5 separate regions of the Homo sapiens genome follow, and all the other regions are linked to region 3. Evidence: chromatin contacts called from ENCODE Hi-C or POLR2A ChIA-PET data. All regions are on one chromosome and are shown on one strand. The core of a region is the stretch at or near the end of the contact, and the rest is flanking DNA. Distances in the headings are between cores, read along the strand shown.

The links. A loop is a pair of places that touch in the nucleus more often than their neighbours do. ChIA-PET counts read pairs that join two places held with the same protein, here RNA polymerase II (POLR2A). Pooled maps may share reads with other maps.
Region 1: a map of natural killer cell shows a loop between it and region 3 (4-fold over the local background). The contact joins two enhancer-like sites. A Hi-C loop is called at or near these places in 7 of 168 maps with a recorded cell type or tissue (B cell, CD14-positive monocyte, GM12878 and 4 more), 37 of 37 single-sample maps with no recorded cell type and 15 of 50 pooled maps.
Region 2: a map of IMR-90 shows a loop between it and region 3 (6-fold over the local background). The contact joins two enhancer-like sites. A Hi-C loop is called at or near these places in 2 of 168 maps with a recorded cell type or tissue (IMR-90 and gastrocnemius medialis) and 4 of 50 pooled maps. POLR2A ChIA-PET finds 5 or more read pairs at or near these places in 1 of 52 experiments (AG04449).
Region 4: a map of K562 shows a loop between it and region 3 (9-fold over the local background). The contact joins two enhancer-like sites. A Hi-C loop is called at or near these places in 5 of 168 maps with a recorded cell type or tissue (B cell, HCT116, K562 and 2 more), 17 of 37 single-sample maps with no recorded cell type and 14 of 50 pooled maps. POLR2A ChIA-PET finds 5 or more read pairs at or near these places in 2 of 52 experiments (B cell and MCF 10A).
Region 5: a map of gastrocnemius medialis shows a loop between it and region 3 (8-fold over the local background). The contact joins two enhancer-like sites. A Hi-C loop is called at or near these places in 42 of 168 maps with a recorded cell type or tissue (A673, Calu3, GM12878 and 19 more), 17 of 37 single-sample maps with no recorded cell type and 28 of 50 pooled maps. POLR2A ChIA-PET finds 5 or more read pairs at or near these places in 2 of 52 experiments (HEK293 and WTC11).

The regions. Positions count from the first base shown.
Region 1 is chr6:163,666,447-163,669,146 of GRCh38, forward strand. The region is part of intron 1 of LOC102724152 (a long non-coding RNA gene); the gene reads right to left. Among named protein-coding and RNA genes, the nearest start is that of QKI, 250 kb to the left of the region's middle. Within about 2 kb of position 1,370, at least 6 of the 41 ENCODE cell types and tissues checked have a DNase peak (open chromatin) inside an H3K27ac peak, as active enhancers do.
Region 2 is chr6:163,532,241-163,534,940 of GRCh38, forward strand. The region is part of intron 3 of QKI (QKI, KH domain containing RNA binding); the gene reads left to right. Among named protein-coding and RNA genes, the nearest start is that of QKI, 120 kb to the left of the region's middle. Within about 2 kb of position 1,436, at least 4 of the 41 ENCODE cell types and tissues checked have a DNase peak (open chromatin) inside an H3K27ac peak, as active enhancers do; they include gastrocnemius medialis, where a contact is called at or near this core.
Region 3 is chr6:163,955,506-163,958,205 of GRCh38, forward strand. The region is part of intron 4 of LOC105378102 (a long non-coding RNA gene); the gene reads left to right. Among named protein-coding and RNA genes, the nearest start is that of QKI, 540 kb to the left of the region's middle. Within about 2 kb of position 1,291, at least 4 of the 41 ENCODE cell types and tissues checked have a DNase peak (open chromatin) inside an H3K27ac peak, as active enhancers do; they include gastrocnemius medialis, left ventricle myocardium inferior and psoas muscle, where a contact is called at or near this core.
Region 4 is chr6:163,553,429-163,556,128 of GRCh38, forward strand. All of the region lies in intron 4 of QKI (QKI, KH domain containing RNA binding), which reads left to right. Among named protein-coding and RNA genes, the nearest start is that of QKI, 140 kb to the left of the region's middle. Within about 2 kb of position 1,441, at least 5 of the 41 ENCODE cell types and tissues checked have a DNase peak (open chromatin) inside an H3K27ac peak, as active enhancers do.
Region 5 is chr6:163,584,664-163,587,363 of GRCh38, forward strand. No RefSeq gene overlaps it. Among named protein-coding and RNA genes, the nearest start is that of QKI, 170 kb to the left of the region's middle. Within about 2 kb of position 1,353, at least 9 of the 41 ENCODE cell types and tissues checked have a DNase peak (open chromatin) inside an H3K27ac peak, as active enhancers do; they include gastrocnemius medialis, left ventricle myocardium inferior and psoas muscle, where a contact is called at or near this core.

The DNA of each region.
Region 1 (2,700 bases), core at 120-2,619, 290 kb before region 3:
ATAAAAATACTAACAATAACAAATAAAAGCAGTTGTCATTTACCGAGCTCACGTTCTCTGCCAAGTACTGTGGTATGTATTTTATATCAACTCATTTTAGTTTTCACAGCAAACTTAGGAAGGAGCCATGAGTTGTATGAAGTTCCTGTGGTTGAGGAAGTTTAAATATCATGTTTAAAGACACACAACTCATAAATGATGAAGTTATTACTAGAACTGGGCTAATCTATTCTTATAAGTTTTAGCAAAATGACAGCTATAAATTTCCATTTCCCAGAGTATTTTCATATGTGTTGTCTCATTGATTTTTCACAGTCCTGAACATAGATCAAGGCTCAGTAGAGTGTGGTTGCGATTTTACAGAGGGAAACCCAAGGCTCAGAGAGGTCATGATTTACCCAAACACAGCTCACTTCCAATAGGGCTGCTGAGGCCGTGGCCACGCTCTGCACCAAACAAAGCCAGTGTGCAAATTGGGCCATTGGACCCAGCTCCAGTGCTCATTCACAATCCCACACTGAAAAAAGCAAGAGAACAGAACGAACGCACATGCAAAACCACCTATATGGCATCAAGGAGGTCTTTTTCCTCAAGTATGAGCTAGGCTTTTCCAGCCTGGCTGGAAAGCCTAGCAGAGAATGGGATTCTCTGCTAAGGTCAACAAGATGCGGCGCAGCCACTACCTACGAAGCTGCTTAGCACGCCCCACTGTGTGCCTGCCCAGGGGAGGACACGCAGCCCTAGGGGTCTGCTTATGATTTCTGCCCCTGCTTGTCTCTGCTGCTTGCAGCCAGCGCTGGCTGGACATGGAGAGCCAGCACCGAGTTCCATTGCTTCCATTTGGCACCAAGTGCCTGATGGAGCTGTCCACTCTCAACAAGAAAGGGGCCTGAGGTGTTGGGGCAGAATGAGGGTCCTCGCTTGAGCTCACCTTGACTCTTCTCACAGGCCAGGCCATGAAGGGAAGGGAAACGGAGCAAAGCCAAGAGACAGGGAAAAGTGTGGGGGATAACCTGGGGGCTGGAGGGCTGGTTGGGGGGTGCAAGGGGCGGTCGCGGTGAAATCTGGCCTTACGGGCACGGTGCTAGTGGGGAGAACGTTAAAGGAAGTCACTTTAATCTTCAGAATGAGCTCAGAGGTCCACAGGGTGGATATGGAACCCCTATTCATTCATTTAATATATGATTAGATGTCAGTGTTGTTGGAGTTACATTTTAGGAAATGACTATTCATAATGGAAGTCCTGGCACGGTTTCTTTCTAATCAGCAAAACGGGGTGGTGGGCTCAGCTGTGGCACCCTCGCAAGAGGCTCTTAATTTACGAGTGATGTTAAATTATGCTGGCTGCCAGATAGTCAGATACGGGAAGTGATACAATAAGTCATTGGGGATGTGCTAGTTCTTCTTTTTTCATTTGACAACCACAGGAAGTGGCCATTAGCCAAGCCATCTGAGAGAAAGCATCTGATTGCTCTGCTACGTGCACAGTATCTTGAGTAACTGCAAAAGCCTGAGAGGAAGGACTGCAGGGGGTGGGGATGAGAAGCAGGGTGAGGGGGAGGATAGAGATCTGGGGGTCAGGGCCCTCAGAAGCTAGCATCAGGACAGCTCATGTGGCTTGTTTTTCGCAGGCTCCCCAGGGACTATTCCAGGTTGGGCTAAGCCTAGTCAGGTTTGTCAAAGCCCTACAAAAATAGTTCATGTTATTTCTGTGGCAAATCATGCACAAAGAACTTATGAATAACTAATTTCTTACTTGGCTCTTTTCTAGAAAGGGTAATTCAATACAATGCGCTTTCCAGTCTGTCACAACTGCACGAGGGCAGAGGCAGATTGCAGGTGGGGCAGGACTTCGTAGCCAGGACAAACTTGACTGCAGAGGGTAGCCTGTTCCTCAACCTTCTGAAGCCCTGACTGAGACTTGAAACTGTAGAGAAATTAGCAGGATTCTGGGGAGAACAGAGTCTGGAGAGAACAGAATGGAGTGTGCATGTTTGAAGATGTATAGTTTCTAACAGCAATTTCAGTGCTTGTAGGCAATTTATAAATATTCGAGAAAGATGCTACCATACTTGGCTGAAAGGCTGACGGAGATGGTATTAGGTAACGGAAGTTACAGACAGTGGATGTATGAAGCTGATATTATAGGAGTCCCCTTTCCATCTGGGCAGTATGAACAGGTTGCAACTTACCCTCCTAGTTAGATCCTAGCCGTCTTAGCTTCCTTTTCTGGCATGGCCAGCCATTGCTTTCTGACCTCTTTGAAATAAATACTTTTATGCCCATAAAAAGAGTGTTTTTTTTTTGAATTAAGAAAAAAAGACTTTGATTGGATGGTTTCTAAGCTTTCTTGCACATCGGAGTCACTGGGTGATCTTGATAACATTCCAGTGCCTTTCTTTTCTTTTTTTTTTTTTTTTTTTTTTTTTGAGACAGAGTCTCGCTCTGTCGCCCAGGCTGGAGTGCAGTGGTGTGATCTTGGCTCACTGCAAGCCCCGCCTCCCGGGTTCACGCCATTCTCCTGCCTCAGCCTCTCCGAGTAGCTGGGACTACAGGCACCCACCACCATGCCTGGCTAATTTTTAGTATTTTTAGTAGAGATGGGGTTTCACTGTGGTCTCGATCTCCTGACCTCGTGATCCGCCCGCCTCGGCCTCCCAAAGTGCTGAGGTTACAAGCATGAGCCACCGTGCCCCGCTT
Region 2 (2,700 bases), core at 186-2,685, 420 kb before region 3:
TTCATTGTATTAGTATCTATATGCATTAGTGTTTGACACACACACATAGAGCTTTTAATGTCTTTGTCTATTTATAATAACATCTGTATCACTTCTAGATTGGTTTGAGTGAATTGATTGGGGGGGAGGTGGTCTCATGTATTGCATTTTTCTTGCTGCTTTGCATGCCCGTTAATTTCTAATTGTATGCCAGACTTTTACCTTGTTGGGTGGATATTTTTATATTCCTATAAATATCTTTGAGCTTTGTCCTGGGACACAGTTAAGTTAGTTGGAAATAATTTAAGGCATTTGGTCTTACTTTTAAAATGTATTTAGTTGTACTGGAACAATGCTTAGATTAGGTTTAGTTTTTTCCTACCACTGAGGCAAGACCTTTCTGTGTCCCTTACCCGTGGGGAATCCTTCAAGTCTTTCAGTCTTGTTCTTTTCTAGAGCCAGGCACTTTGACCTGGAATCCTTTTGGGTGGTTCCTTCCCTGGCCTCTGGAATTTTCTCTCAAGTATGCAACGATCAGGGTTCAGCTGAATATTTGAGTGGCAGCTCTCCCAGGACTCTCTGAGCTTTGGCTGCCTCGGTTTCCCTGGACTCTTGCTTAGTCTCCTCATGGAGTTGTCTGGAGACTCTCAAGCCAGTGAGTGGGGGCAGTTATAGGCTCACCTCAGTTGTTCCCAACTCTGTGTCATTTGTCCTTAGTTGTCTGATGTCCAGTGGCTTGAAACTTGTTGATACGTTTTGCCAGTTTTTTGGTTGTTTCAGCAGGAAGGTGAATCTGGTTCCTGTTACTATATCTTGCCTGGAAACAGAAGTCCCTCATATATATGCGTTTAGTCAAATAGGTGCACTTTTAGGCCCACCAAATAATACCAGACTAGTAGCTTTTGTAGGTCTCTCTCCAAAAAAAAAAAGATAAATAAAAAATACAAATTTTGGTGAGAAAATACTGTTAGCATTCTTGAACATAACAATTGAAATCTGGATAACAAAACTAATTTTTCTTGCCACAGTTAGAGATATTAATACATATTTTATTTCTTGCCATACAGATAACCCTGAGGTTTCCAGTTTCTTGATTCATTGACTCCTTGGTTTCCCACTTAGTTTGCATGGTGTACCCTAGTCAAAAAGAAATATTTCAGAGTTCTGTTTATTAAATATTTACTCTACAAACAACTTTGAAACAGACTATACATTTTATTTGTAAATAACCACATTTTTACTAATAGCATTTGTATTTTCTTGGGTGCTGTTCAAATTCTCAAACTTTGGAATCAGATTTTTGTACTGCCACCCTCTTTTCTTGTTCCACATTGATTTTTGTATGTTCTTGATTTTTATTACAGCAACCGCTAACAACCTAGCTTTGTAAAGATATGACATCATCAAAAAGAATGTAATGTGACCTTATGTTGAAACAGTCAGATATTCTGAGCTGGTGGTTCACACAGTGTCGGACAGATGGTACCCCTGTAAAATGCTGTGCTGACTCAGAGTTCACTCTTTGGAAATACATAGATGGCCCAGCATAGGATTGTGTCTGATTTTTTTTTTCCCTGTATCCCCTTACAATATGTGGATGCATTTTCATCCTAAAGATGTGTTGATTAAAAATAAAGCAGAAGCATTTACTGTTAAAATTTATTTTTAGCCTTATTGGCTAAGCTCAATCATGTGAATTGTTGCAGAAAGCAGTTTTATTATGCCTGCTTTATTTTCTTTTACTGGAATCTAACAATTAGGTAAATAGTAACTTCTAAAATAAAGGTCCAAAAACAGCAGATATTTATTGTTTGTCTGTGGTACCTTGCTGTGTGCCAGGTGCATTTATATTTACCATTTATATACTACTTATATATTCTTATTTTATTTAAAAACACTTTCTCTAAAACTTAAAACAGCGATTCTGAAATTATGCCAACTCTACTTAACCTCCCTGTAGCTTAACCAGGTTTTCAACATGGGGATATTTCTTACTAGAAGACATTAAGGAAATGAAATATAGATATTCTCTATGAAACTAGTATTTATGACTTGATATAATTAAAGAGTAGCCTTACAGTTAATTTTAAGGTATGGTCTGATGGGAATGTAGATAAAACTATTTTCATAATTACCGCATGAAATACTTAAAACAAGTGGTAGTCATCTTACACAATAACATCTATATGCAAAATACCTTTTCTAATGCTGAATACAACCAATGTCATTAAAAGCAGTTGTAATGAAGTGGAAAGATCACTGAATTAGAGAATGAAAACTTTGATTCAGTTCCTAAATTGACAGCCTGTTAGCTGTGTGACATTGAGAGGTGACCCCCTTAACCTTGATGACCTTCTGTTTACTTATAAGTAAAATGCAGAAATAATGACATGTTTCTCAAAGTGTTTTTCATGGTAATGTAAGGACAGTATCAGATGTATGTTGTATGATACTACATACATGATGATGATGTATGCTTCTAGTGCATAGGAGCACGCTTGGGGCTGATCTTTAGCATCTGGTTCTGTGCCTGGTAGATAGTAAGTGCTCAGTAAATACTTGTTGGATTAATTATCATTTGACCCAGTAGTCTCACATTCAATCAAACTTTGAGGACCCAGAAAAATAATTCAAAGACTTGTGCCATCATAGCAAAATAATGCAAACATAGCTGAAATAATTGACAACAGGTTAGTATTATGAAAGATGTGCTCTCTCTTT
Region 3 (2,700 bases), core at 41-2,540:
GACCCAATCTAAGCGCAAATGCTTGGTATTATCATTTACGTACATTACATTGTATCCCCCTGCAATTCTGCCTCCTGCCAAAACTTTACAGTGTACATCATGTACCCATTCCAATAGTAGCTTTCCTGGGGAAAATGAAAAGTACATAAAAGTACTGGCTATGTGGAAATAACACCTTTATATAACATTGATCCTTAGTAAGATCAAAACATAGGATAAAAGTAATCATGTTCTCAGAAGCAACACATGAGTACATGAAAATCAGTGTGTGGTCTATTTGCTTTTCTCTTTTGGATTATTTATAGAGATAGTTGTGGCATTTCAACAAGAGAATGGCCACGTTTGATTGTCTTACCCATGAGGGGTGTGTTATGTATACACTCTCCTAAGGCTTGGGAGGGAATAAAGTGTTCCTCTCTCCTGCAAATGCCGTAATTTACTAGCCACTTGCACCTGTCATGCTGCACATTTCTCTCCCAGTGGGAATACTACGTATGCCTTCAATAAGCCACCATCCCTGGCAACTAAAGGAAGGGCAGAAAGCTGTGTGTGTCCATTAAGTCTATTTTGCACCTTTGATCTTCTTGCTTGGCCACTTTATTTGTCATCTTTCCAACTCTTCTGGCTAAAGTGGTGCGGCTTTCACCTTAAATCAAGTATTTTCCATTCTTTAGCAATTTAATTTGTAAATCTTTTACAGCACGTTTTTGCTTTGGTTTGATCCCTTCTGGAGAAGGTGGATGTTGGGGATATGGAAGAAAGAGTTTAAGAAAAAATAATCCAGATTATAGGGGTGAACATCATCAAAATACAGCTTCCTCAAAACAATGTGCTTCTCTCATTTGCAGACATTATTTCTGAAGAGTTATATTTGTCCCTTGTTTCAATGGAAGTAGTTTATTTCCATTTATTTTCAACTTTTCTCTCGCATTTTGTATTTTCTGCATTATTTTTGATAGAAAGTGGGCATACTTGAGTTGTCAACCATGTAGGGAAACTTTTAAGTTCTTTTAATATTTTCAACAGGAGCCCTATAATTGGATAATTATTTTTTTAAAATACTTTTTGGCTTGTTCTACTTTTTCCCTTTTGGGCTGTCTTACTATGTTTGAAAATGCACACACGATAAAACCTAATAATAGTAATTCCGTGCACAGATTTTCCTCATGGCAACGTTCTTGAACCATGATCACACTTTCATAATGCGGCGTCCTAGTGGCCAGATGACATTTCTGGCTCGTCACTTGTTGAGCCATCTTAACCTTGAACCAGCTTTGAGTCCTTCACAGTCAGTGCTAGCGGACAGAGCCCCCTGCTGGAAGTTCTGGGCACCTGTATTTCCCCTGGAAACGGAAGGTCACTCCCCAAGGCTGGGAGACCAGGAGGCTGGAATATACCCAATTCGTGAAAAAAATGGACAGAAAGCATTCGACTGACAGCATGAGTCAATAAAACCTCAAATTATTTTTTCAATACACTTCCTTTCCTTTTGAAAGTTTGGGTAAGAAAGGCAAATACCAGATCTCTTTAAACGATCTATTGTTTCTCAAATTAGAATTTCCTAAGAAATGATTCTTTTGGTTAATAAAAGGTATGCCAGCAGTGGGGTGGGTATTATATTTTCTCATTTCAAATTTTGGAAATGGTGGATTAAATACAATTAAACATGATTCTTTGTTGCAGAACTTCTCAGTGCCTTTAATATGAAAAGTGCATTTTGTACAACAGAGTTTTTCCTAAACTTGTTTGACCATGGGCATTTATTTTGTGGCACATTTATTAATGTTTTTGGAAGAGTGCTTCGCAGAATATCAGTTTAGGAAATCCACTGATGTTCTTCACTCATTTTTCTAAGGCTTCTGTTTCAAAGAATACTTCAATTTTATTCTAATTATACCACTGTACATACAACTGCGGGAAGGCTATTTCTTAATATTCTAATGCTGAGAGACACAATGCTTGGCACTTGGATAGTCAGGGAAGTTTTTATTCATTTGAGTCTTGGCTCATTTTTTGTGCTATCTTTATGAATATCTTCGTTTAGACATAGGTTCATCCATATTTTATAAAAATGATTTTTCCTTAGTTTTAATGGACATACTTTAACAGTTAGCAGTGTTTGAAAAGAAGACTTAAGAATTATATGCATCTTAGATTTATAGGCCAATAAAGTATTGATTCTATGTAGGAAAGAGTGAGCTGGTCTCATACAGGTATTTTGGGATCAAGCGCTTCTCATAAAATCAGTGTTTGAAAAGGAAATTATCATATTACTCTTCATATTATAGTGGTTTTGTTACTTTAAAAGTGCTCTTATGGGATCATACACAGGTGCATACTCACTTTATAGGTGTGACTGGGCAATGGAAGTGTTTACTAGAAAATATCTCATGAGAAAACTTAGATTTTCTAGGGTTTCCAGTTTGAAACATTCACAAGGTTCTGATTACTTAAATTACATTTTAATAAACAAATGTTCTGGTCTAATCCAGATCTTGTGATTTCTCTGTAGCTGGTTACTTCTTACTGTATCAACTAAATGTAAGAAACAGTTCTCCGTGTAGAATTCAAGTGTTGTCCTATTTTTTATTAGCTGCTAGAAGAGAGTGCCCCAAGTTTTTCCTCCAGGGCACATGGTTTGATTGGCATACTTTAGCTTTGTTCTCAGGAGCACCATGTCACGTGGATTCTCTCCTATTT
Region 4 (2,700 bases), core at 191-2,690, 400 kb before region 3:
TAGAACAAGGCTCTATTAAACTCCCAATTGGTATTTATATGTCCCACCTTCCAGCCCAACCATATCATCTAATAATATCCGTCTAAAATAACAATCAACTTTGGAGGTGTTTTTTTTTTAATCTATAAATTGATGTGGCTCTACTAATGCTAGTATGTAGCCGGAGTTGTGAATCATATAAATCCTTCAGAAGTTTATCATGCCTGTTAAGATTACTATTACTATTAATAAAATCACAGATTGTATCGTATTTAGCATTAGAAGAAGTAAGTACTTATTATTGAGACTTGGCTTTTGTTTTTCTGAGATTGTTACTTTTCAGTGGATCTGTTTATACCTTGTTGAAGAGAGGCAGAACATATTGTCCTAAGGTACAAATCTTTGTTAGTTTTATATAGTTTTAATGGAGGAGGAGCATCATATTTGTGTGTGTTTGAGTGTTTTAAGCTTTTCTGGTTAAATAAAGTGCCTGACACTTTCCCTCTACCTTGCTTTATGTGTGGAAAGTTGTTGATTGGTTACACAGGTATTGAGAACTGAAAAAGGAGAAAGACAGGCTGTAATACAGATTTAGAGACTGCAAAAAAAGCATCTTTTACCCCAGGGCTGGAATAAAAGAGAAGAAAGCCTGTGTAATGATGAAACCAAGACCCTGGCTTGGTGTCTCTCAGCTACTTCAAGAACCTCAGGAGCTCAGAGGGGAGAACCCTAGCTGGCTGCTTCTGGTGTGCATGGAGGGAAGGGGCTGCACGATGAGACTGGTTCTAGAGGTGCTGGGAAAGAAGCATGGAGCCAGGAGACAGCTGCCTCTGGCAAGTGCATAGCTGAAAGGAGCGCACATGGGAAAGAGAACATCTCTTTCCCTCATCCAGCTCTTCAGGGTCGGCTGCTTTACACCCACACTATGCCTCAGTTCTGAGAACCTCACAGAAAACCGGCTGGCAAAGAAGTAGTAGTTGTAGAGCCCTACACTTAAGCATTGGAAAGCATATGGCAGTTCAGTTTGGAACTTAGTAACTGCCACATCATCTTGGAGAAAAACTCAAGAAATATGAAAGCATATTTTTCTACCAGCTGTATAGGATAAGTTGGAATAAGTTGATCAACCAGATGAATATTCAGCTGTGTACCTGACATCTCCACTTAGGTGTTTAAGATAAGTATTTCAGATGTAACCTTTCAAGAGAGAACTTCTGATTCCATATTCCTCAATTTTTATCTCATTACATGGAGCCACCGTCTACTTTATTGCTTAAATCAAGAACCTAAACAACATTGTTCAATTTCTCCTTTTCCCTTACCCTCTGTGTCCAACTGATCATCATGCCTTGTCAGGTTAACATAACTCTTTTCATCTCTGTTACAACCTCTACCCCAGTCCAGTTCATCCTCTCTGTTGCCTGGACAATGTTAAAGCTCATGACCTATCTCAGTAATCACGCTGGCGCCCCCAGCAGTCCATCCACAAAATAGCACAGTGAGGCTTTAAAGACAAATCCTTTTTTGTCACTTCCCTCTCATAAACCCCTTTGTTTAAGTCAATCAAATTATCTGTCATCTTCTGTCTGCCAAAGCTGTCGGAGCAGATCAAGGTGGTAATTGGCATCAAAATTCTTCATAAAATGTGGTCACTCATCATTTTTTCTTTTCTCTGATATTTGTTATTCTTCAATTAAATTAGTCATGTATTTTTTTGTTTGGAAAACCTTTTCTACCCATTATTTCAAATTTATAGAAAACTAATTCATTTTTTAAAATATGTTGAGCACATTCATTTTTGCAAGGCTTTGGGGGTTACAAGGAACATGGGTTTATTGGTTATTGGTTAGTTTATGGATACAATTCATGATAAATTTCTTTAAAAATCAAAAAATAGAAAAACTGAGATAGCACATGGCTATATATGATTGATCACCCCAAAAATAAGCAGCATGAATTTATAAAAGCAAGACCAGTATGCGTGAGAGTTCTTAGAAAAGCCTGCACTCAGGAGAATCGCTTGAACCAGGGAGTTGGAGGTTGCAGTGAGCCAAGATCACGCCACAGCACTGAAGCCTAGCGACAGAGCGAAACTCCAGCTCAAAAAAAAAAAAAAAAAAAAAGCCTGCACTCTGAGAGAAAACGATGATCTGTGTTATTGAGGAACACATAGGATGCTTCCAATAGGAGCCTAACTTGGAGAGGAAAGTACCAGGTCTACTCGGGGATTGTGGACAGATGATTTTGACTAATGCAAAACATTTGCAAGCAAGGTTGCTCATGTAAACTGTTCAATGCCCTGAATGCTGGAGAATTTGGGCCTTTGTGATAGGCAGTGGTTCGAATTATTTTTTTAGTTGACATAGTTTTAATGATTTGGAAATACACATTTGTTTCAGCTCTCTGGTGATTACTTTGTTGTAGTTTTTTTTTAAAAGTATATAGATCTAAAAATACTAAATAAACATGATTTTCTTACTTTCTAACATGTGGTCTGATGAATTCAAAAGATACTTCCACTTAAAGGCATCATAAGACTGGAGAAGGTATAATGTAATGGTTAAACATGAGGACTTTGAATCAGGTATTCTGGGTTGGAAGCCAGGTTTGCAATGTGAACTTTTGTGGCTTTGGATAAGCTGCCTACCCTGCCTGAGCCTCAGGGATAATGCACTGCCAATACCACACATTTGTTAGGAAGCGTAAATGATTGGATAATGA
Region 5 (2,700 bases), core at 103-2,602, 370 kb before region 3:
CTCCTTTTCAAGGGATATGGATTATGGATTGGAGATTTCCACTTGGTATCAATGATGCTGAAATAACTAGGGTTTTTTTTTTCTTTTTTCCCTAGTAACTTCATTTACCATTGAATTTTGTGGGATTTCAGTTTATTTGAAGCTAGCATTATCTGATTCTCTTCCCGCAGAACTTAGTTCCCTATGGATTATATGACCTGGCATAGTAATCAGGGGGGTTCTTATTTCACTCTATTCAATGTTCTGTCGACTGACAATTTATTTAGTCCTAGTGGAGGCATTCATACTAATGCTTTCATCACACAACTGTGACTCTGCTGGGCCTGTGCACTTTAAAATCCAACTTACATCCAACGTGGGTTTCTCCAAATGGTGTAGCGGCTATCTAAACATAACTGAAATTTCTACTATTAGAACACTATATCACATCTAAATTGAGGCTTAGACCACAAACTTTTGTTTATTTAACCCAAAAATCATTCATAACAATAATTACTAGGGAATACAAATGCCTGTTCTCTAAAACAAAATTTAAAAACCATCTTACTGCTAATATTTGAAATTACTTACAGAATACTAAAAAAGCACACTACCAAATACGTGTCTCACAATTTTTGCCTTAAAAAGTTTTCGGGCTTCTAGTGGGAGTCCTACAGTTGTTTTAACAACAACAAAAATCAATTGATCTTGACTTGCTTTCATTGATAAATCTTTGAAAAGTATAGACTTAGATTAGGACTGAGAGAATTGAAATACAGTGGCCCCTTCTTATATATAGGGGATACATTTTCAGACTCCCAGTGGATGACTGAAACCATAGATAGCACAGAACCTGATTACGTTATGTTTTTTCTTTTTTCTATTTTGAGACAGAGTCTCACTGCTGGTGCAATCTCGGCTCACTGCAACCTCCACCTCCCGAATTCAAGCAATTCTCCTGCCTCAGACCCCCAAATAGCTGGGATTACAGGCATGTGCCACCACGCCCAGCTAATTTTTTGTATTTTTAGTAGAGACAGGGTTTCACCATGTTGGCCAGGCTGGTCTCGAACTCCTGTCCTCAAGTGATCCACCCGCCTCGGCCTCCCAAAGTGCTGGAATTACAAGCATGAGCCACCACACCCCGGCAATGTTTTTTCTTATATATTTGTACCTATGATAAGCTTTCACTTTTTCACTTAAAGGCAGCACTTACAATTCTCTTTGTCCCGTCTGAATTGCAAGCATCACTGCTCTTGCGCTTTGGGTCCATTATAAGTAAAATAAGGATGACTTGAACACAGGAAGTTAATCTGATAACTAAGACGGCTGCCAAGTGACTGCTGGGGGCCGGGGAGGTGTCTACAGCAAGGATATGCTGGACAGAGGGATGACTCATGTCCCAGGCGGAAAGGCACAAGATTTCATCACACTACTCAGAATAGCTTGAAATTTAAAACTTAAGAAAGGTTTATTTCTGGAACTGTCCATTTAATATTTTTCTAACATAGTTGACCTTAGGTAACCGAAACTTCAGAAAGGGAAATGTGAATAAGGGGGCACTATTGTAATCTAGCTTTAACCACTTTTCAGTAATCAAGAGGTGCACAGTATAGATTGAATGTGCATCACTCAGCACAAGGCGTCTAGTGAGAAACTGCAATGATGATGTCGATGACTTTACTGCGTGTGCTCTCCTGGGAATGATGGTCTTGGTTATCACTCAGAAACACTAGCAAACGGGGAAGTGAGGATCTTTAAGAAAAGCTGATTCTCACAATTCCTCTGGGGAGGTTTGTACCATGACTTAGAATCCTATCTCCCTATATATGATGTTTGGTTTTCTCCTCTACCTAGGAAGGGGAGAAGTACTTGAAGTTATCTTCTTGAGTTCTCAATTCCTAAGTCATACTTGGTAGTGTGATTTTGGCCATCAGTGTATGATTTTAAGTATTAGGAATAAGGCCCCACCACCACCCCAACACACTTTTAAATAATAAGACGTTCAGGCCAGGCATGGTGGCTCACGCCTGTAATCCCAGGCACTTTGGGAGGCCTGGCCTCACTTGAGGCCAGGAGTTCGAGACTAGCCTGGCCAACATGGCGAAACCCCATCTCTACTAAAAATACAAAAACTAACAAGGCATGGTGGTGGACGCCTGTAATCCCAGCTACTTGGGAGGCTGAGGCAGGAGAATCGCCTGAACCCGGGAGGCGGAGGTTGCAGTGAGCCAAGATCACGCCACTACACTCCAGCCTGGGCAACAGAGCAAAATTCCGCCAAAAAAACACAAAACAAACGAACAAAAACCAGGAGCTTGCCGTCTAGGCAGCAGCCCACAGAGCAGTAGCTCCCACACTCCAAGCCCCAGACCTGCCTGGAAAGACCTGGGAATAGACCTTGAAGATCTGAGGGTTTACCCTAGTGTGAAACCCCGTTCTGTGCCTGGCCACAGTTATGTCTGGAGGCCAGTGTGGCCAAATAGTAACATTTTAACCACAGGGAGTACAGACAGAAAGGGAGGCTTTCCCTCTGTGCGCCCCCCGGCTGCCCTTTCTCCTGTCCAGCAGAACAGGTTTGAGCTTTTATCATTATTCCAAAAAAATTAATATTTTTGAAGAAGTAGGAAAGTACTTGTACTTGTGAAACACTCAGAATTTCCAATTAGAAAGGCACATATTTAAGGTGCTGCATAAATTTTCTCATGTATCCATATTTCT